Linked DNA regions of Mus musculus: all the other regions are linked to region 1. The links are chromatin loops, found by intact Hi-C in ENCODE. Cell type or tissue: left cerebral cortex. All regions are shown on one strand.

Region 1 (8,000 bases):
TAACATTTGAAATGTAAATAAAGAAAAAATTTAATAATGAAAGAAAGAAAGAAAGAAAGAAAGAAAGAAAGAAAGAAAGAAAGAAAGAAAGAAAGAAAGGAAGGAAGGAAGGAAGGAAGGAAGGAAGGAAGGAAGGAAGAAAGAAAGAAAGAAAGAAAGAAAGAAAGAAAGAATACTGTTTTAATCTTTAATTTTTCTAGGTATTATATTAAAATTCTAAGCAACAGTTTGGGTTCTTTTATGATCAACAAATACAACATTTTAAAGGCTCAACTTTAGGTTTTGATGCTAGAATGTTTCTGGGGTCCCTGTTCTCTCTCTCTCTCTCTCTCTCTCTCTCTCTCTCTCTCTCTCTCTCTCTCTCTCCCTTTCTGTCTGTCTTTCTTTTTGTTTTTGAAAGGATGACATCACTGTATAAGATTCGTGGTTTTTTTTTTCTTAATGCTTATTTAGTAGATCCTTGCATAGAAAATATCAGGGAGGCATCAAAATGCAATGAGCTGGAGATCTGTAGGAAAGGTCTACCTCACACAAAACTTGCATAATCATTTCCACACTGAAAATTGAAATTTCAAGGATAACTATAAGAGTGTCTCAGATGCTGTTAGACCAGCACTGTAAAGAACACCCACAATATGTTTATAGTGGGGTTCCTCAGTTTTCTCTCTTTGTTCTACTGAAAATGTCCAAAGGAAAGATATCCATTATTGACACTGGAGAGCTGGTTAGGAATGTGGCTGGTAAGGGTGACCATGTGTTGAAAACCACGTCCCCAATGTCATTTGATGATGGGCTGTAGATGTGGGACCATTGAGAGGTAAGTAGAGTTAGGTGAGGTCACAAGTGTGGGCTTCCGTGAGATTAATGGTTTTGTAGGAAGAAGGGAGGAGACACAAGTTCACCATTGACTCTTCCACTCTATCTGGCTAAGGTGTTACCCTCCACCATTTTATAAAGCAGTAAGAAAGTCCTCCTGAGATGTAGCCCTTTCATCTTCCCAGCCTGCAGACCTGCAGAAAATAAATTTTCCTTTCTGAAGTGCTCGATTTGTGGAATTCTTTTATAGATGAAGAGAATTGACTAAGACAACAAGTGGTCCTCGCCAACCAGTGCACAATCTGTACCAAGCAAGGTTCTGGCTTCCTCCTATCTCATCCCTTCCTACTGTAGGGAAGGTCTCCATTTCCAATAAGGAGGTAAAGGTACTGAGGTTAGTAATGCCAAAGCTCAATGGAATATATGTGATCCAATAGAAAGGAATATGAATTCGAGGGAAACTTAAAATGCTCAGAGGGATGCTTGAAATTACTTTCATAATTTAAAACAAGGGTGATATTTAAAAAAAATAAGTAGACAAGAAAAGAGAACTTTAGTAATGAACAAATGCAAAACTCTATTTTAAACTTGGAGGGTGGAGTTCTGAATATCTTCTAGAAATAAAATAAAACAACAAAAAATACTATGGTTTATGTTAAGCAAACACTATCGTTGAGCTGTAACCCAGCCCATGGTGGTCCACGCCTTTAATCCCAGCAGCAGGGAGGCAGAAGCAGGTGGATCTTTGAGTTGGGGACCAGCCTGATCTACAGAGAACGTCTGAGGACAACTGGGGCTGCACAGAGAAACCCTGTCTCAGAAAAAAATGACATCTGCATGAGGAGGGAAAGTATGTGATAAAAATGCAGCCAACTGGAAATAAAACACCTTGGTATCTTTCAAATTAAACAATAGAATCACCACCATTCTGTCACTGTTTAAAATGTCCCTGCATGAGATGGGGCATTACAAAAGCTAAAACAATACCACAAAGTCTTCATTCACTTAGGTAGGATTTTATTCCTCAGAATACATCCCATTGAGAATACATTAAAAAATCTAAAACTAAAATTGGACAGATTCAGTACTGATCCAAGAGCTAAGAGCATTACTACTGGGCAACATTAATGGTCATGGTAATGAATTTCATTTACCACATGATTTTATTTGTTCATTTAGCTGCCTTTTGATTTTTATTGTTTGCATATTCAAAAGAAAAATTCTCCAAAAATCTTTAGTAAATCAAGAATAACAAAGACACACAGATTGGTCAAGATCAATAAAAAGAAATATAAATTAGTGCTGTCATCCCTCTTTGGGAGCTATTTGCCTTGTATGTTTCAGACAATGTCTCGCACTAACCTGGAAGCTCTTTAGAACTCTAGTCTGGCTGATCAATGAACCCCAAAGATCTACCTCCTCAGTGCTGGGGTTGCAAGCTCATGTCACCGTGCCTGGTGTTTTTACAGATGTGGTGGCAAGGGCCCATATGCAGCTTCTCAGGCACTGAGCCGCTTCCCAGCATGGTCTCTGCTTCTCAAATACCTATCATGAGGGAGATTCTGTTGTTTTCTCATGAATGAGCAATTAACTGGTATTTCCTTCTACAGTAAGAATATTCATTCCATAAAGTCTCTTCTTCTAATTTAGTGCTTCTAATTTTGCTGTGGTCTGGGAAAGCACACAGCTAAGTTTATTAATAATCATAACTCTAGCCACAGCAGTAATTAGACTGAGTGTTTCTGAACACTTTCTTTATCCCAGCCAATAACTGTAATCGGTGCTTATATTCTTTATTATAATTCATAGGAAGCTGAGGATTAGCAGAGATTCAGTAATTTGCCCGAATTCCTGTGATAAAGCATCCGATCTTGAAGCATAGCAAACTGAGCTTGTTGGTACAGAATGGAAATTACTGGGGTGGAGGGATGTTAATCAATAGCCCTCAAAGGGTGACTGTGCTATTACCAGAGCTGTATATTCACGGAAGACAAGAAGACTTGGGGTGTGCTCTGAAGGATTTCAAGTACATGTGTGTGGGGGTGAAACAACCTTTAATTACATAGTGAGACTATCCACTTATATTTTGGTTGATTTGTTTCCTCATTTAGTTATTGGTGCTGGCTATGCACCATGCCATGAAAAGAGTTTCCAGCCCCTCAAAAAAAAATTTTTTTTTTAAATTCAGTTTCAGGTTCTCTGATTATGTCAAAGAGAAGGTCACAATGAGGAGATGTTGGTAACATGTTCTTAGTGTGTTATTTAAACCCATTCAAACACCTTTTGGGAAACAGGACTAAAATATAAAGCTTCTAGAATTGATATGGTGTGTGGCTAGAAGCTACTAATATTTTTTTCTTTTATTATTGTCTTTCAGGGCAATGCCTGCTTATCCAAAGTGAAAATCGTTTTCTCTGCATAAATGTGATATCTCCCTTTGAAAGTCTAATATTTATTTTGTTATGTTTTCAGAAATACCATTATTTTCATAAAGTTAAGCTGTAATGGATGTGATAAAAAAATCCACGAGGATTACCATAAATGATTAAATATTTAAAATGCATCTAGTAGAAGGAAAATTAATTTTCAAAGTGAGAAAACAGTCCATGAATTGGAAACAATTTTCTGTGTTCAGAAAAATCAAGGTCCCTAAATGAAAGAAAGAACAGTTGATTCTCACTCTTGCCACGGGGTCTGCCTCTCTGAATTGTAAGTTCTAGAAGGTCTTTTGTACTGATGGGGTAGCACACTCAGCTCTTACAAACTACTGACAATTCACAACAGTCTCACCAACCATTTGTCAAAACCAGCCATCACCAAAAATTAAATTACACTAATTTCTATTTAAATAATTCCACTAGAACAGAAATACACACTCAAAACGTCCTATATTTTTGCTTCCATTTGCCCTTGAAGTTATTTGTGTCTACTGTAGGGTGGGCTGGCAGTGTGATCTCGTGATGTGCGACTGTACATCTGCCCCGCATCAAGTTCAGCGGCTTCATGTTTGAAATTTACCATGGTGTGAAGAATTTACACTGTGAAAATTGGCAAAGGCTGTGAGCCTGGTTCTTTCCTCCTGGAGAGCTTTTAACGTTTAACAGCTCTAAGTGCCGGAATGAAGGGCACTGGATGTCCATGCTCCTGACCCAGTGATCCCTAATCGATGCTTTTAGTCATTGACTAGGCCTCCTGACCTAGTGATTCCCTAATCAGTGCTTTTGGTCATTGACTAGGCCTTCTTGACAAGATGTCCTGGAGACCTCACTGGCTGGAAACAGCGAGTCATTGGACCTGCCCTGGTTGTATATGGTAGAAGCAGGAAACTGCATCTCCAGTCCCTCCTAGAGAAAGGGAATATATCTTCTGGGGTTTTTTCCCTATAAAATTTAATGCTGGCTTGCTTTTGTTTATATTAATACTTTTTCATTAGAATGTGTTTAGCAGTGTCTTGGCAAGAAGGAACACTCTTCAGAAGTTTGAGTACTTTTCTGAATGATAGAGACTTATCCTTAAGAAATCCATAAAATGTAAAGGAAGCCAAAGTAGACAGTGATAAAAATGTCAGTTGTTGAAACAGAATTTATGGCTTTGGTTTTAATACTAGGAGTGTTTTGAAAATATCTTGTCTCTTATCTTGTGCACACAGTGGCTCTTATTCAGCTGAGAGAGAGGTTAAGTGAGAAACGAGTTGGCTCGCCAAGGATAGATTTGTCCCGCCCACCCCAGCCCCCAACACACTTATACACTCATGCACACATACTCTGATGTTAATTTGATTTGAAAATGAAAAAAAAAAAGAAATATCAGGAAACATCATCATCAATTTCTCTTCTTACAGAAATGATTATTCTTGCTTGAGTGCCCTCTGCTGGAATTCCTCATATATACACATTGCCTCTACTTATAAGGACAAGCTGGAGGCCGTGAGTAACTTCACGTTATGAGCAAGACATAGGATGTGCAGAAGCCCGGTGTGCAAGATTAGAAATAAAACTGAGTTAAGCATTAAATGCAGTGGTCAAGTGTTGATTTAATTAGCCATGAAAAATAGCCACGTTTTGAATGGATCAAAGAAAACAATTACACATAATGGGCGAACTGAAAACAATCTACTATTACTGAAAGAGAGGAATGCTTTAATTAAGCTAAAAGATATACCTAATGTTAAATGAGGTGGTTACAACAGCTGCACAGGAAAGCTGTTTAGCTGCTGATTATAATATGAGAGATCAGAAGGACTGGTTAAATGCAGCTAATAAAAAGGCAACCTTATTAAATTGTATTACTATTATTTAAAACTATCTTGAGCCCTTTCCCATCTTTGGCAAGTTGGGTAGCCATATTGAAGAAAATATTTAGAAGACTCTTTTAATGTTATTTCTGATACTTTATAGATATACTGTTGGTATTATTTAGAGAAAATTATTTTAGAGAAAGCAGTGGTTACATAGCATTAAGACCTCAGGATGGATTAGGTGAGAATGTATTGATCTTTGTTAATAAGGCTTTCCAGACCCTGAAGAACACACATGAGTACCCAAGGCTGAGCTGATGGTGAATGTGAGCTTTGGGGATCCCACTGTAACATGTCATTTGGAGTAGTTTTACTATGAAGATCCTCTCTTTCTTCGGAGAAATTTGAATTAGTGAGGAAAACAGATTTTTCGTTGTACATTTGCTATTCAAAGCCTAGGGCTTTGTTGTCTTCACCGTCTTCCTTCAGTGTCTCTGTCATAAACAAGGGGATTAGAACGATGGTAGGAGATGGGGAGGGAATGAAGGGAAGCTGGAGATTTAATAGAAAGAAAAGAAAAAAATAGTTTCCCACATTATCTGATTCTATTCTTATCCTTTGTACGGCTTGGCGCTCGAGTTAAGACTCTCGTGTGCCAAGTTTCCTGAATTCAGCTCATAGATTCCGCCTTGGTTCAGTTAGCATTGTTTCCAGTGCTGGGTAACGGGTGAGGACTGTTCATTCTTTTCAATAGGAGCTGCTTACTATGCAAGCAAGTCATGTTTCTATTGCAAAAACAGTGACAGACAGACAGACAGACAGACAGACAGACAGACAGACAGACGATAGAGACACAAAGTTATTCACTAACTCAAACTAAATGTCCTCTGTCCTTTCCAGATACTTCTGCCAACAAATATTCATTTAACACATTTCTGACACTAATTTGAAATTTGAAAAATAAATCTGGAGGTAGAGTTTGAGGCTAGAAATGCAATTGGATTTAGTTTTGTGAATGCCGTAAGATAAATGCTTAATCATTGACTAAGATGCTACCATCTAACACTTCTTAGACTGGGGCATGATGAAACTTCATAATATAAATTCAGAACATTCAGATTTTTTGAGAACTTTTTGACTGCTAAGCTGCTTTAGAATTATACATTCATATTTTAGAATGAGGATATCAAAACATTATATATCGAGAATTTAACTCTGAATGAAGAAGTAAGCCCTATTTCACTCAGAGGAGTGACCCAACCCTGTGTCAATCATGGAGCTGGGACTGTAATCCTGGGATTTGTGGCTGTAAGGACATGGTCCTTAAGCACAGATGGCTTCTTAGCTAAAAATTACAGAAGTCTCCTCATGAGTCATTATCCCAGTTATATGTGAGGGCTAAGTAGAACAGTGACCACTTAGGTGCCGGGCAAACGGAGGCGCTTTTATTACATTGGCTAAATAAAGGATGCTGCGTGACATTTCTAGAGTGTGTCTCCCCAGAATTCTAATAAGTTGCACGTGCTGTCGAGACACTCTAGAATGGACTTCCCACCCCCCCACCCCCAGCATTTTAGGATACATTTTTGTTGTCTGTAGGCTATCGTTTTTTGTTCATGTTTCCAGAATCCTCTTCGGGGAAATGATCTGACAGACAGCCTGCTCCCAGAGCAGCAGCCCCGTTCCCCACTCGCCTCTCTGCAGCATCTGCATTGGGCATGAGCCCGGATCCAGATTTACGAGACATATGTAGACACTTCTCCCTTTCTTGGCAAATGCATAAATAGACTCCTACTGTCTACATGTAGGTACTATATAAATACAGAGTTGTGCATACTCTGTGGATGCCATGTATCATTTATCCACGTATTTTTAGCATCACCAACACATTTACATATGCTGTCACGTTTCAAACTGCACCTCAATATAGTGCCTTTTTCAACATGATCTCGGCAGCAGGCAACATCATTCCTTTAACATTTCCACCAAAAAAAAAAAAAAAATGAAGATCAGAAAAGCCAGCAAATAAAGCCAAAAATAGAAGACAAATTTAAAAATGGATAACACTTTTTACTAAGATGCTCTGAGATAGTATAGAATTAGCTGGAACAGCGGACTGAATCCTGATCTGGAATTTGATTTATGCAATCATTTGAATGTACCTCATATGCCTGGGTTTCCTAAAATGAATGTTTACCCTTTGGCCATTCTCTAAAGGCAATATCAATATGCAAACTATCCTTGCAATTTGATGCGGAATGCTTGTAAAACATGGTAGCAAAAGGGAAGGATTCTTTAAATACGATGAAAGAAGTCAGAGACTCTTCTCTGGGAGAGAAAGCATCTTAATCGATTCTTAAAGGGTGGGCACAAACGTCGAAGACTTTGTATAAAACCATGGAAAAATTAGAAATCGACTGGCCTAATAGATCAATCCCAAGATCAAACATTATAAACTGATTGATCTAATAGATAACACCCAGAGGGTTCAATTGCTTAACAAGAACCAGTCTTTAATAAGAGAGCATTCAAAGGGTCCCAGGACACGCCTTTCCTGCCCTTATCGAGTCCTTACTGTGTATTTTTTTTTTTACCTTAATGGCTATGTAGCTATGGTAGATGAGTTTAAGAGATTTGAAACAGAGTCACACCAACGCTTTTTCAGACATTTCCCTTAAGAAGCAGAGCCTACTGTGAAGAGAAATGTCTCATGGAATGCTAAGTGTGTAAAAGAGAGGGGCAGTCAGCTGAGTCTGTATAAAATGAGGGCTTGGGAAAGGGGAAGGATACCAGTTACATAGCACACGGACTTAGATGAAAAGGCACATGTGAATACATATGAATGCACAAATACATTCTTTTGTACACACATACATATATGTAATTTCTCCAGGTCACTGAATGTCTTTGTACTTGTAAGTTGTACATGAAGCTGTCTGCCTCTGGC
Region 2 (8,000 bases), 110 kb before region 1:
GCTTGACAAGCTGTCTACAATGGGAATATCACCTTCCTATGTTTGCTCCTGCATATTAATCCCCATTCTTTATTATAGTAGACAGTGGTGAAAGACCAGACAAGAATAAAAGCAAAATCACAATTTTGATTATACACACACACACACACCACACACACACACAAAACCACAGATAACACAGGGGCTCAGCATACTGGTGAAGATGTGGACTTGCCCAGCTGACGCTGCCATCTTCCTGATGTTCTTTCTCTATGTTCTAACACCTCTCCTGTTAATCTAGATGTAAGTGGGCTCCAGTTTCCACTAAAGGTACTGCTACTGGCTGAGGAGACCGCCCAGTGGGTAAAGCATGTGGCATGTAAGTGTGAAAACTCGAGTTCAAATCCCCAGAACCCATGTAAAACTGGGTATAGTAGCCTGCAACTGTAATCCTTGTGCTCCTACGGGGAGATCTGAGGCAGGGGCAGATGTATCCCAGGAGCCTCTGAGTCTGTACCTGGTTTCCTGGCATATGCTACACAAAACAAAGAGACTCTGCCTAAATCAAAATGAGAAGGGAGAACTGACACGTGTGGTTGTCCTCTGACTTCTGATCTTGTACATGTGTGTACCTGCCCAGACTCACAGGAACACACACACCTCATACATACACAACACACAAGATTTTTAAAAAGAACCAGAGAGAGAGAGAGAGAGAGAGAGAGAGAGAGAGAGAGAGAGAGAGACCAAGACCCCTATATTCTCTTGTTGGCATTTTAAGACTGTTATCTGAGGATGAGAAGGCTCCCTGCAGAAGACACATTTAACACAACACTATAATTTCCACGTTATTCACTAAGTGTCTCACTCTGCCGCTGCCCTCTTGCCACCACGAGTGCCAGAGGCAGTAATGGGGTCAGTGCGAACACTTCTCCAACACTCAGGATCCACCCTCTGAGACCAGTGGAGTTAAATATCAGTCAGACCCACGCTTTGTGTTCTGTCCATTTCCACATTCATCTACACAGCTCTGCCTCCAGTTCCGCTCTCTATTAAAACCATGCTCTTGACAACATCGCTGTAATTATTGCCCCCACCCCCACGCTTAACCATCCAAGAAAGAAAGGAGCTGGATGAAATTCATGAAATGAAAACATGGCATTACATCTTCTTTTACTTTTGCAAAGGGTGGGGAAAGAGAGCTGTGTTTTGACTAGAAATCAGGTTTCCATGAGGATTTTCGATGGGAGACAGACTACGCTGATGGGCTCACTGAAGACAATGGAGGGCAAAGCTGTTTGGAAACTTGACTTTGATATTTCTGGGGTTCTGGGAAAGTTACAGAATAAATACATAATAGTCATTTTTTTATGTAAGAAAAGAATTTTTCAAAGCAGTATGTCTCTTTTTAAAATATACACCTTTTTGTACAATGATGAGCTAGCCTACAAAAAAGAATTCTGTTTTATTTTTTTTTGTTTAATAGGAGAAAGTAATTTATAATATTGATATGTCAATATGTTTTTCAATAAACTTCTCCCTGGATTTCTCTTGAATTCTCGTCAGTGTGTAAGAATTATAATTATCTGTCTTCCTACCTTGAAAGCACTATAAGGTAGTCATTTGCCGAGTTCGGCAGCTCCAGGCAGCACTAGAATAGGGATGTCATGACTCAGTTAACAATGCTCTGTTAGTCACACCTTCCTTCTGATAGCGTTCTGTATCTCCCAAGCACTGTGCATCAGAGATCTACCTCACGGCCTTTCTCTCCTGTGCAGTGTTATTACTGGAGTCAGTGTATACTGTTTTGGTGCTTTCTGTCTGCTTCAAAATCCTCTTCTCAGTGAACATGATGATGCCATGTTCAGCTCTGGCTGAAGAGATGGCTCTTTGGGCAAAATGCTTGCTGTGTGTATGAGAGTCTTAGTTCAGATTCCAAGAACCCACACCAAGGCCAGCCACAGACGCTTGTTTTGGGACCCGAGTACCTGGGGTTTGGGGGATGAGAAGAGATGCACAGATCACCCTGGTGTCATCCTGGGGGACCCATCTAGCTTAAACAGGATGTTCTAGGTGAGAGAGAGAGAGAGAGAGAGAGAGAGAGAGGGAGAGAGAGAGAGGGAGAGAGAGAGAGAGAAAGAGACAGACAGACAGACAGAGAGACCCCAACTTAGACAATAAGGTAGAGGAGACAGGGACAATTAGAGTGACACCCTGGTATGGATCCCTGTAACCCTTGAAGAAATCTGGTCCTGGCCTTGAGCATCTGTAACACTAGGAGACAGAGACAGGCAGATCCTCGAGCCTACTGACTAGTCCAAATGGCCATGTTCAGTGAAGACATCCTGACTGAGCACAATAATGAAGATATCCTAAAGGTGACCTCTTGTCTCCATAGGTGCACACATGGGTACATGTTCCTGCACACATTTGCACATAAATATGCAACAGTGACAGAAAGTCACTAACTCCAAAGTTTGTCTTTTTAAACTTTACTTCTCTCTCTCTCTCTCTCTCTCTCTCTCTCTCTCTCTCTCTCTCTCTCTCTCTCTCTCTGTGTGTGTGTGTGTGTGTGTGTGTGTGTGTGTGTGTGTGTCTGTTCATGTGCTTGTAATCATGTGAGGTCATAGAACAACTTTGTGGAACCACTGCCCTTCTTCCTTCACTACGTGAGTCTGATGCTTTTGACTCGTCACAAAGCCAGCTTAGCAAGTGCCTCTCTCCTGCTTAGCATCTCATGGGCCCTCATTCTAAGCTTTCTGTACAACATTTGAAAAAAAAATGTTTTCCCTCTGGATCAAAAGAGGCCTAATGTACCTTGAATCAAGAAGGTGAGGTAACGGAGAGAGTATATTTTAGTGCTAAGAACACAAGCACTTCAGATGTATTTTCTTTAGAAGTTCTATTCTTTAGCTTAAAATAGACACTGGTATTGTTGAAATAAATTTTAATGAGATCCATTTAGACAAATGTTGCTCGTGGAAAGAGTGCTGGTCTCCCAGAACTTGAAAATCTTGGTATCAAAGCTTTGATCCCTCACCACCCAGCAATGTGTCTTTGGGTATGATGCTTATGTGATTAAAAGGGATCTGGAGGGAGGGAAGCCTACCAGGGTGCTCTTCAGTTTGTCTCCATATTGGGGAAGATGATAGACACGCTTCAGGATTGATGAAAGGTCCCTTTTTTTAAATGAACTCTTGGGAGCTGGGAGATGGTTCGGTGGGTAAAGGTGCCCGGGATGTGAGTCTGTTGGCTAGAACTAGAGAGCTGAGACCTCCCTAAGAAGCTGGAGGTGGTGACGGTGCACATCTGTAATTCCACAGTTCCCATTGTGAGATGGGCAGCCGAGGAAGAAGACTTGACTGGAAGGTCCCAGGCCAGCTACACTGAGAGTGTGCAGTGTGGCAAGGAGAAAAAAAAAAAAAAAAAAAAGCCTAAGTAGTGGCCCTGTGATCTTCACACATGAACAGTGACACTCTTGTACCTTCACTCCATTTATGCAAACTTTTCTCTCTCTCTCTCTCTCTCTCTCTCTCTCTCTCTCTCTCTCTCTGTGTGTGTGTGTGTGTGTGTGTGTGTGCGCGCGCGCGCACATACGCTTTCCCCCTTCCTCCCCTTCCCCCTCTCTTTCTCTTCTTCCCCTTCCCCCTCCCCAGTTGCTCCCATCCATTAGTTATAGCGCCATACCTTCCTTCCTTTGAAGGAAGACAGCTGTTAATAGTTCACCTACTAATCCAAGAAATTTTACAGACTTAACATGTCCAAGTTCTCTGCTTCCTATTTAGAAGCCCAAACAGAGGCTTTTAGAAGCAGTCAAGCTGGGTCTTAGGAAAGCCACTATGGGGCATGGGTTAGAGAGTGAAGTAGAGTGTGCACGATCATTTTATTTAACTGTCCTTATTTCCAATTTGGCCTGTAAGTCAGTTACAGGCTTTTCCTGATGCTATTTCCATGCTCACAGGCTGCTGTGACATCCGGTTGTCTCTTTTGTCATCTTTGTTTCTTGCTTCTCCTTACCCAAAGAACTGAGCGTCTTTTTGGATGAAAACTAAGCCCTTGAATGTAGCAATGCAGAGACGTTGGTGACCCTTGCTGCACTGATTTCAGTAGAGTGCAAGGCTGAAGTCAGAGTGAAATGATTTGGGGGGGGGGGGAGATGCAGATACGGGGAAGTGGAATGTGATCACCAGTGCTCTTCAAGCATGTAATGCTAGCTAAAGGGAAGTGTACTACAGATTTCTATGCTTCATACAAAACTCTGTAGGCAGAGTATTATTGCTAGCCTCACTTTAGAAATGTCACAGACAGGAAATCTAAATTGCCAAGGGATGACTGTTTACAACAGAGGTAAAAGAGTAAGGTGGTTACTAATATACAAATGAGAAACTTTAGTAATTTCAGATTTGAGTAGGTCGCTGCCATCATTTGACTATCATGTGCTAGCCATGAACATCATGTGCTGAATATTTCAACATTTAGAACTGAGAAAGGAGTTAACGCTGGTGTGGTCTTCTCTACTCTTAAGTAAGAGGCCTAAATATCAACAAAGTAAAACCATGTGATAATACCCAAAGCAGGAGAAAATATACAATTAAACTATTTCGTATTTCATCGTAAATGGAAAACCCTGAGCAAGAAAATCAAAGGTTAATTTGAAAAGTAAGCCATGCTATCCTCTTTATCATAAGTACTTTTTCCTAACACTCAAAGAAATTGCATGTGCTGTCACTAATTATGAGCTACTAAAAGATTATCCTTTGTGCATAAAATTTTAGTAATATTTTTACTTACTTATTTATTTAACTTTTTGAGATGTGTTTATTTTTATTTTCTGTATTTGCGTCTTTTAGATACATTAACATCTGTGCACCACATGTGTGCAGTACCCTTAATGACCAGGAGAGGGCCCCAGATGTCTTTGGAACTGCAGTTACAGAAGGTTATGAGCCACCTTGTGGATGTTGGAAATGGAACTTGGGTCTTCTGTGAGAGCAGCAATTGTGCTCTTACCTGCAAAAATCTAGTGGAAAGATACTGGGAAGTCTGGGTAGTAAATTCCAGGACTGAGATTGTGGAGTCCCCCATAGAACACCCAAATATTTTTGTGACCTTTATTTTAATTTAATTATCAGCATTATTGAATGCCTGTATGAAGGAGAATCCTTCCAAGAAGGAAAGTGGCTTAAGAATCTAATGCTCAAGTAGTGTCAAGGTTGATGCATGTGCAGAAAGATGCCTAGTGAGGACATGAATAGATCTAATGTATCAAATATACACAGAGAAAGTTCTCAGAATTCTGTTGTTTTGTTCATAAGGATTGAAGCCAATGGCCAAGGCTGACTGTATCTAGCTGAGACTGTTATTTACATCTATACGTTGATCTTGCCCAAAAGATATGTTGGACATAATATACATCATTCCATGTGGGTCTTACACAATGCCACATGGTTTCTTATAGTTTATTCTGTGTTTGATGGTCAGAAGAAGGCAGAAAGTACAGAAGAAAGTTACAGAGGACCCTAGAGACATCAGGGCCACAGGAAACAAAAGCCGGTGTCACTGGGTATCAGGAGCCACCTAGGGATTCTAATTGCATGGAGTTTTCCGTAGTTAGAAATTATGATTTTTTTTAAAGTTTTGTAAAATCCAGGAGTCACTGTTTATTACTGCCACTGTCAGTCACTAAGGCTGATTACACGTCTATTTGATCAATCTTTAGTTGTGCATTCATCAAGGGTATATATTGAATACTCATTATAGAACTATGACGAGATGTTTAATACTTATATGGTATACTTCATACAAGAGGAAATAATCTATGCTAAATTCTATCATTGTCATTTAGTTTTTAATGGATATTATCCACTGTTTAAAAAAGTTGGATCTCTTGGACATGGTGGCATTTTCTCAAGATAGAATTAAAAATGATGAGGTTGGGGTTGGAACATGCATAGTTAGACACAAAAGGCACTCACTAGACTGTACTTTGTCTTACATTCAAGAGCACTATGAACTGCATTGGGAGAAGGCTTCTCACTTCTTTTAAGAAAGCCAACATAGCTCCACAACAGCCAGTATGGGTCTTTTCATTCTATAGGCTAAAGTGTGAGATCCTTCTGCTACACTCCTAGAATAACAATAAAGAATACTTTTAAAAAATAACCTACTGTGTGTAGACTGATGTCACATCCATCTTGTTGACAACAAGTACCACACTATGGTTCCCCAAACCTGTGGCGACTTACAGTTTGCATAGGTAAATAGTGAAATAATTAGATATGCTATATCTTACTACAACCTTAGCCAACTGAAGGTCTGAATAACAGAGATTGCTCTTGAAGTCGGTGGGTGGAAGCTGTGTATTTATTGCTTATTATTTAATATCTAGTCTCACTTAACAAAAGTAAATAAGTGTGGACTATGTTAAGTGCAAGCCCTGATTTCTTACTCAAAGATTCTAGTGCTTCATTTTTAGACTTCTTCAAAACTGGTGTTTGATCTATGCAATACTTTCCTCCTTACATCATTCCTTTGAGAGTTTGGAGGCCCACGCACGCTCCAGCAAGACCAAGGGGCACCCGTGAATTGAAGTATGTTGCATACCCTCCTGACCTCTGTCCTTGCAGCTTCCTCTTACCAGCAGTTTACTAAAAATATAAACTTGAATTTGAGTCTAAAGATCTAAGCTCATTCACATTTCACTGTGCTGACGCTCGGGTGAGCCTCGCAGGCCTGGCACAGAAGCATTATGGGGCCCCACCTCTGTTCTCCATCTGCAGACATTACCTTCCAGACAAACAGACCAACTTCATGTGTCTATGAACACACCCTAGGCATTTTAGAATGTGTGTCATGCAGCAGATATAAGATTGCCTGCAAGGGACCAATTGGGAAGCAGAAAGAGGTTTTCTTGAAGGAAACGGGACCTACAAACAATAAACAGGAGAGAAAAGGTAATAACAAGGAGTAGGGGTGACGTGTTGCACTAAGATGAGGGCTGCTGATTCTGTGGGCTTTACAGGCAGAGGACCTAGTTAGTCAGGAAGCCAAGCTCCCTCATCTCCTTTCTTCACTTTCAGTGCCAAGCGGTTTCTTCCTCCCTCTCTCTGAGTTGAGCCCCAACCCTTCAGCTCCACAAACTAGTCAAAGTCACCAGTGGGAAGGAGCCTGCACCTAAACTGCACCCTAGATGTATTCCGTCACAGCTGTATTGCTATAGTCTTCAAAATGTGCAACAGCAGAGGCAAGCCCTGAAGGGTGCTGTGAATGACTTCTGAGTTGTCTTTGGAGATTCTATCTTCATAGACTGAAGAGCTCTCTGGCCCTGCTTGGGTGCTCCTGAACTAATCTCGTGCAGGGCCCTTGCCCTGTTAGTTGCTAATTCAACTCACTTTGCTTTGTCAATGAAGCACACGCAAGTGTAAGAGGAAGGGAGAGAATTAGTAGTGAGGAGACAACTTGGGTAAGGAGTCACAAAAACAAGTTCTCATGCTGTTCTCTGTGTGAGCATGAATGTGCCCATATACCCATGTGTATGTGTACTTGTGTGTGCCCATGTGCCTTTTTCCTGCCAGGACTGATGCTGTGTCTACAGCAATCATGGTTTCATGATGGCTGTTTAGTGTTGTAACTCCCCATAGCAGTATTGTCTACTCCTTCTGCCCGACTCCTGCCTTGCTACTAATGAATGTGTTTGACAGGCAAGGGTCACTTTATTATTGTGACATAATGAATTGGGAGATGTGATTTCCAAGTGCTGAGGCTAACGCAGTGACACTGGCAGGGTGACGTTTTCACCCCAAGGTGCCCCAATTGTATACTCGACACACTTGGAAGAATAAATATTGATCTGCTCTGGGCAGATGTGCACAGTGTGAAATGTTAATGCTTTGAAAGGGCGTTGGATGTACAACATAGCTATTATTATGACTGTTATTATAAGGTATAAAATCGCAGCCAGTGTCTTGTCTGTACCCCTATCGTCATGATTACCCCCGCATGTTGCTTGCCACTGTGTGTGG
Region 3 (8,000 bases), 94 kb before region 1:
GTGGAGAGACTGGATACACCATCTTTGCTCATGGAGAAAGTTAAGACAGTTTCCTGGTTAATAATGCATCCTGCGATTCCCGATGTGTTTACAACAGCAAGGGAAAGGATATGGTTTCCAATGGAAAAGTGGATGGTGGGACCTCGATTCCTAAGACACCCCTTCCCTCCCTTCTTTTAGACAGCACACCAAGATATTGGTCTCTAGTTGATCTGTAATGTCAATGTGACAGGGATAATTCTTCAGAAATGGTGGAAACAACACTACCGTGACATCATTGATCATTTTGCTAAAATGCATCTGTGATTTTGTTTACCATAAAGCCTTTCCTCTTCTTTGCAGGACAGTTGTTTCGTGGTGAGGAATTTGAAATCTCAGTGCCACATGACCAGGTTTTGAGGCAGAAGCTTAGAAAAGCATGTTAGCTTCTAAGTTGTTTCCTGTTTTTCTTGGCCTCATTGCAATCCTTGCCAAAACTTGCCTCCTTCTCTGCTGCATTAGTAATGCAAAATGAAATTCATTGTGCCCATTATATCTGTTAAATGGTTTCCATTTTAACTTGAGAAAAATGTATTGACGTTCATGTGTTTGGCATGGGGACTGTGTATCTCTATCGAGGATAGCAACTTGTCTGTTGGAATTACAGTGCATTATGTATAATGCCACTTTTAGCCATGCATGTACATTTCCTGGAATCTTATTGTGTCAGGGCTTGGAAAGTTTACACAAGCATTGGTAATCTAATTTTTGTCTGGTGGGTGGGTGGCTGTGGAAATATGGAGTATTTGACATAGCAACTGTCTTAGCCATCTGTGCCAGGAAAGGGGTGGCTGGTAGAGTGTGTAGTCAGGTAGGTAAAAAAAAAATAACCATCAAAATAACAGATTGAAAAAATATTGCCCCAGGCCTACCCTAAATATTAATTTCTCAAGAGCATGAAGATATAACAGTTATTGTGACATTGGGTTTCTTTTGGTTTGGTTTTGTTTTGTTTACATGATTCTGTCTTAGTGTTCTCTTGTCTCTTACCCACAATCCTTCTCTAAACTGTATGATTCTGCCCTCCTTTGTCTTCTGCTGGCACCAGCCTTTGGCTCATGAAGGTCTTTTTACAGTCCCTAGAGGATCAGGGGATCTGACATAATTTTCTTGCTGAGTCTTTTCATTGAAGATTTTTCAGTTGCTTTGTCTGAAATATCTCTGAAATATCGCCCATCAAGCGATATTCGTTCATTTTCCTTTGCTCACTTTGAAATTGGGGGCTGCATTTGGCATGGTGGTCCTAGGGATCTAGATAATGAGTTGTGTTCTTTAACAGGCAAGAGGAAGATGCTGTGCTTTACTCTCTGTCTCTCAGAGTTCATCAAGTTCTGCTTACTGAGCTGCTAGTGACCTGTGATGTACTATTTTGGTCTAGTTCTAACCATAATCCAGCCACCTACTGAGGAAGATTTCCTTAAGATGGCCACTGTCAGCATTTGGGGCTGGATAATTTGGTTGTGGGTTAGGTATCAGTTTCTATATAGCCTCTCTCTACTTTCTAGACACCAACAGTACTTTTTCCAATGTTCCCAGATACTCCTAGTATCCCCTAGTATATGGTGTGGTGTGGTGTGGTGTGTATGTGTGTGTGTGTGTGTGTGTATGAATTCCCGCCCCCACTCCCCCAGTTGGAAATCACAGACCTAAAGCCAGGTTGAAAAGCACATCTGGACAGGAATTTCCATAAAAAACCCACAGAAGTCAAGCACTGACATCCTGAGAGGAATTTGTGGCTTGACTCTGTATCACAGACCCAGGAGAAAACACTGTGATAACTGTCTAGGGTTTCTTAGACTGACTAATAACAGAGTAGGTTAGGGTCATCTTTAATGCCTTCCATCTCTGCTCTTTGCACCTTGACTCACAGAAAGAAGATCCAGTTCTTCTCATACTCATACCCTAACCACAGTCTCCCCAACACTCTGTGTTCTTATGCCCCCACTCTGTGCTCTTGTGGTTGTCACTGGCTGGAATAGAGGCAAGGTGTGTATTTATTTCTTTAATCTCCTTCATCTCCAAGTAGGAGTAGTCCATTCTCTTCTGAGGAGCAGTTTGAATAGGATGCATCCCTCCTCTGGAATGCACCACAGCCAAGAATTAATGCTGATCATGATGAATATTTGGGCTTCCAGTCTTGCAAGCCCAGATGCACCCAACCACTGTAGTGTAGACATGTTGTTCATGGTTAGTTCTTTCCTGGTGCTTCCTTGAGTGAGTTCCATTTATTATGTTTAATGGCAGTCCCATGAGCCTGTCAAAAGGGCATCCTGTTTGCTACTGAAATAGTAATTAACGTAACTTGCAAACAAATGAGGTAACGCAATGCATTTGATAACATCAAGTTGATTACTATTTCAGTGCTATGAAAGCAAGGGAAATATGCTAGCAAATCTATCTGATCAATATATGGGATGTAAAAAAGGGAGCGGAGACAAGATTGACTGATGAGTGAAACAGAACTGCCACAAACAGGCTGACAGCCAGCTGTAAGTCTCTTTAGGGCAAATGCAATTAACTTAGAATAATAGACTCAAATGTGATGGTTAGAAATGCGTTTTTATTAACAATCCCAGACTGAATCATTTTGCTCTTGTAGATAAAATGGTCCTCATATTGTGTGTGTGTGAGTGTGTGTGTGTGTGTGTGTGTGTGTGTGTGTGTGTGTGTGCATATATGAACATACACATATATGTCCCTGCATTTATACCCAGGTTTCTCACATTCCTATATGCTCTGCTTACAATTTGGGTGGAATAGTTGATTTTTAGGATAATGTACTTTCAAAAGGGAATTCATTCATAAATTGTCTCCAGGACTATAAATTCTGAATATTCTCCCAAATTACATATATAAAAATCACGCTACTTATCTGGAGCTATTAAACACGGAGCCAGTGAGCCTCGGTCCCAGCACTGCTGGTCCTTGGGGGATTTGGCATCGCAATCAGGGATTTACAGATTTCGTTCTGAAGAGGAGAAGTCATTACTAGAAACCTAAGCTCATTTCCTCTCCTTTAATAGCTATTTTAAATCATTCATTTAGAAAATACATTAACTATTTAGGGTACCAGCAATGTATTTCTCTTGGCGTCAAGTCTGCATTTTTAAAGAGTTTTTTTTTTCTTCTTCTTCTTCTTTTTTTTTCTTCCAAAATGATTTTCAAAGAAGATGGAGATCTGGGGAAGGAGGAGACCCAATAAAATTTTGTTCATATGAAATTATTTTAGCTAGTATTTTCTTTCTTCGTCGTTTAAGACAAAAACAGATTAAAACTTTAACAAAATAGTTGAAAATCAGCTAAGTCTTTTCATGTTGTAATTCTGACGGAGGGAAAAGCCCGGGGAACTGAGGAAATTCTAAACTGGACTTCGAGTGCAGTTAACGACCGGTGTTCTCTAGAAACGAATTTGTTAATAATTTAAATAGAAAGCATTTTAAATTCTGAACTACTTAATACTGATACCGACCTTACCAAGAGAAAAGGTAACAACAGGAAAAAAAGAGAGATGACAGTTAAAAATAAGTGCTGAATTTCTGCAAAGAATTTAGAAGACAGAGTCTTGCATAACACTTTGCAAACTGCTTTATATATATTTTTTCAAATGCAAAATAAGGTTCTTCCAGTTATGTAATTGCTATTCATTCAAAGGACAGCAGAAAGGTTGACAGTTTAAAATGTGTTCTCCCTGTCACCAGCCTGTGTGTTTGCACCACTTTGTCGACTGATGCTGTTTAAAACAACCTCTGCAGGAGAGGGCTGCCAACCACCATTTAGGACACTGACGTTGTTATTAGTGTGCATATGTTAGATCATCCTCTTGATCTTCCTGCCTGCTTTGTTCTTTTGATATGGCAGCACACTGAAATTGACAACAGCCTCCATTTACGTAACAATAACATGCATTGTTAAATACATATGTGTAGATAGGCAGAGAGCAAGCTCTTTTATCCCCGGAGAGATAGCAAAGTTCACTATACACTATTAGTACCCAGAGTGTATGAGGATATTCTGGGGAACACAGCAACCATTAAAAAGTACTGACAGTGTCAGGAGTCTTAGAAAAATCATATTTTGATACTTTTACACATTTACGAAAAAAGAATAAAAGTCATATTCTTGCTTATGCAGCGAAGATTAGGCTGTCCTGTTTTTCAGTAACCCAGTTATTGTTCAGTCTGCTGTGTTTCTTAGAATGACACATTATGAAGACAAAGTGGAGAGTCTCAAGATGGGAGGGTCATCAAATAAAAATACAAAATATACCTTCAAATTTGAACCTTTTCTTAATGACAAGTAGGTTTTTAGATAAAGATGCCTGGTGCTGGGATGGAGAGATGGCTCAATGGTTCAGAGCATCAACTGCTCTTCTGAAGGTCGTGAGTTCAAATCCCAGCAACCACATGATGGCTTACAACTATCCATAATGAGATCTGATGCCCTCTTCTGGGGTATCTGAAGATAGCTCCAGCGAGTGAGCGGGGCTGGAGTAAGAAGAAAACGTGTCTACAGACAGTTACAGCGTACTTACATATAATAAATAAATAAATCTTTAAAAAAAAGATGCCTGGGGCCATGTATAGGGCTTAATACTATATTTAATAACAATCTAGGTATATATAACAATATCTGAAGCATACTTGATGCTAATAATATATGCATTGTTTTTTAAATTTACATAATGCTCCATATTTTATGTTTAAACTTGTGAGCCAAACTAAGAGAAGGTACATGGCACTGTACCTGTTGGGAGCCTGATTATAGAGGGAGACAAACCCTGGTTGCTGTTGTATTCATTTTCTCTCCTTCCATTTAAAGTCCTTTACTCTTACCTTCCCCAGACATGACAATGCTCCTTCTGTGACTTAATCTTCATTTCAGCATGCTCACAGTCAGAATTTAGCACCACGTTATCAGTAAGATAGAGCTAACACTTCTTAGGCAAGTGTTCTTTACAATGGTAGGAACAGTTGCAATTGCATCCCATGTGGAAAATTAGTGGTGTCCTTTTTAAGTCTGCTCTAAAAGGTATACTCAAGAAGTATACTCTTGGATACTTCATATATCTTCTTTATCATGTGATATCTATGTTCTATTAAATGAGTCACACATTGTCTAGAAAGTATAGAATCTTTTACCCTGGGCTTCATACTAATTTTTGCATCATAAACCCAAGCTATAATTTCATTGTATTATAAAATAATATATGACAGCATATCTCTTGTAAAACTCAGAATTTATGACCTTCCCACTTACCAGTATCCAGTGTCTCCCTCCCTTAGTCATTATCATTTGACTTTATTCTGACTGTGTTTGTTCTTTGTAGAACTTGCTTCTAAAATGATCAAAATAAGAGTCTAAAGCAAGTTAATATAGTCTGTTTTTATTATTTAAAAGCTAGGAAGTTAAATGGCGAAGGAAATGGGTGAATAGGCAAGGGCTTATTATACTGAAGCACAATATAAAGAATACCAAGCCATAGGTTGTGACTTACAGTCTTCAGCATAGAATCTGATGAGACACACACACACAAACAAATGGTTGTGCAACATTATAATAAAAATATCATATGAATCTCTAGTATAAAACCTAATATCATAGCCGGGCATGGTGGCACACGCCTTTAATCCCAGCACTTGGGAGGCAGAGGCAGGTGGATTTCTGAGTTTGAGGACAGCCTGGTCTACAAAGTGAGTTCCAGGACAGCCAGGGCTACAGAGAAACCCTGTCTTGAAAAACAAACAAACAAACAAACAAAAACCCACAAAACCATAATATCATGCATCATGCATTGACACAATACATTGGAAGGACCGTTAAGAACAGATTAATTTGGCTGGAGTATAAGACTGCAATTGTAAGAAATTCCAGGAAATAGAAATTGAGAAATCAGTACATCTTAACACTTAGAGAGTTGTAAGTCACTGGAAGGAGAATTCCAAGCAGGAAAATACTTGCTCAAATTAACTGTGAGCACACTGGCAGCAGATTGAAAGAACAGTAGTAGAATGGGAGATCACTGTTGGGAATCCTGGAATCCATCATTCAACCGAAAGATAACCAAGGAGCATAAAGAAAGTGTTAATGACTAATTAGAAATGGATGGAATGCAAGATTTTCAAGAGAAGAGAACTAAAGAACTCAATATCTTGACATTAGGGGATATTGGTAAATCTAACAATTGAAGTAAGCCAGAGGCTGAAGCTGCTGTTTGATGGCAGGGTCATTATTTGTGTAAGGTCTACACAACAAAACCACTATGCAAGGGCAAGGCAAACAAAAACACACTACTGAGTAGGAGGTCAGCCTACTCAATACAGCAAGACATTTGCTGAGGGTCACCCATGTGACTCCAGGGAAAGGACATGGAGAGTAGAAGTGAATTGACTGGCCAGGAAATGGTTCAGGTAGCTTTACGGAAATCATTGCAAGTGGCAGGCTCACTTCACCCTTTCTACTTAATCCATTTTGGTCTGAAGAAGGTCGCAAGCTTTGAGACATTACATTTCACAGCACTAGGAGTAGAGGAGGTCCTTAATCAAGTCACTAACAACAAAGTGCTTCATGTTACACAGTGTGTGTGTGTGTGTGTGTGTGTGTGTGTGTGTGTGTGCGTGTGCGTGTGCGTGTGCCTGTGCCTGTGCCTGTGCGTGTGCGTGTGCGTGTGCGTGTGTGTGTGTGTGTGTGTGTGTGTGTGTATTTGGATCAATGTGAACCAGAAGTCATTTTCATATGTGAGGTGGGTCAAATGGCTGGTAACATGATGTCGCGTACAAGAGTCTTGTGTCTTTAATAATTTCTAATGAAACTAAAGTTGGATCCATTTGTTGCTTCTAACCTTATTGCCACCTTCCTTGTAGTTATAATATGGAGCTATATAAGAGCCAGCATGCCAGATGGAGCCCATGCAGACATGAGCATTGGTTTGGATGCAACTAAAGAGACAACAGACAGATGTTGCAATTGCTGTTAATGCTACGGTGGAGAACAGAATTTAATGTTTGTCCCCTCCACGGATCTCCATAAGGCCAATCCTCCTCTTCTCTCCTTCCTTCATACTTCTCTGTAGTTCTAAGCAGGCTCTCTTTTCTCACCATATCCCAGGTGCCCCTACTGTGGCAATGGAAAGACATGCGCTGTGCTTGACTCGAGGAGTGCTGCCAATGAAGGGAAGCCATCTTCCATGGACTCCCTCCTCCCTTGTCCATTTTTGGATGTTAGTGAGATATTAGTATGGCATGAAGCCTTTTTGCTCTTTGCTGTATTTATTTTGTTAAGATTAGAGTTGCTAAGCTACGGTGGTTATTCCAAATTGTAGCCACAAATGCCAGTGGTCATAAAACAAAGTACTAAAATTCCTTTATTTGCTAAGGCTAATAAAAAAAAATTCTTGAGGGGGTGAGGGAGTTTTCTGGCAAAAAAGTAAATAAAGAAAGAACAGCACACCAAAGTGGTCTATGCTATAGAGTACGTAATTAGATCCACACGTCTAACTGATGCTGTTATTTTGTTTAAAACTCTAGAGAGATGTTCTGAATCTGGGCTGTTTAGGAACTTACTGGTTTTAAACAAAAGGAATGATCACTGTTAGAGTTGGAGCCCTTGGTTCTCCTAATCATGCGCAGGTAAAGTATTAAATCTGTGTAGTTCTGCTCACTCTACTGTCTGTACGTGGTTTGTAAGTTAATCCTAACTCCACTATCATTAGTGGCATTTTTAGATATTTAAAAAGAAGCCATACCAGTGTTCTAGCTTTATTATGATTAACATTTTTGCTAATTTTATTTTTCTTCATAATAAATCATATTTTAAAAACTCAAAATTCTTTGCAAACCAGATTTTAATAAACTCCAGGACATTTCTTTGAGCTTGTAAGTAAATATTTTTTAAGGGATACTTAAAAGAAAAACCATTAAATGATTTGGGTAGGAAAATAGTTTCTGAGCAGCCAGCTTGGCAGC

The links. Hi-C counts contacts between places; a loop is a spot of excess contacts. Peaks named below come from ENCODE experiments on the same cell type or tissue, not always from the same donor. Only the 100,000 strongest peaks of a DNase experiment are listed, where the experiment ranks them.
Region 2: it touches region 1 in a loop (2.8-fold over the local background); 10 of 42 quality-filtered maps call a loop at or near these places.
Region 3: it touches region 1 in a loop (5-fold over the local background); 10 of 42 quality-filtered maps call a loop at or near these places.

Annotation. Positions count from the first base shown.
Region 1 is chr6:98,378,895-98,386,894 of GRCm38, forward strand. No RefSeq gene overlaps it. Among named protein-coding and RNA genes, the nearest start is that of Gm32646, 20 kb to the right of the region's middle. In left cerebral cortex, CTCF peaks have their summits at 4,698 (motif pointing left) and 6,835; DNase peaks (open chromatin) are centred at 3,937, 4,702, 5,724, 6,475 and 2 more places; H3K27ac peaks cover 3,082 bases.
Region 2 is chr6:98,266,860-98,274,859 of GRCm38, forward strand. The region is part of intron 2 of Gm765 (predicted gene 765); the gene reads right to left. Among named protein-coding and RNA genes, the nearest start is that of Gm32535, 13 kb to the left of the region's middle. In left cerebral cortex, a CTCF peak has its summit at 4,879 (motif pointing right); DNase peaks (open chromatin) are centred at 1,054, 1,719 and 4,889.
Region 3 is chr6:98,284,753-98,292,752 of GRCm38, forward strand. All of the region lies in intron 2 of Gm765 (predicted gene 765), which reads right to left. Among named protein-coding and RNA genes, the nearest start is that of Gm32535, 30 kb to the left of the region's middle. In left cerebral cortex, a CTCF peak has its summit at 4,564; DNase peaks (open chromatin) are centred at 525, 671, 1,075, 2,963 and 1 more place; H3K27ac peaks cover 3,483 bases.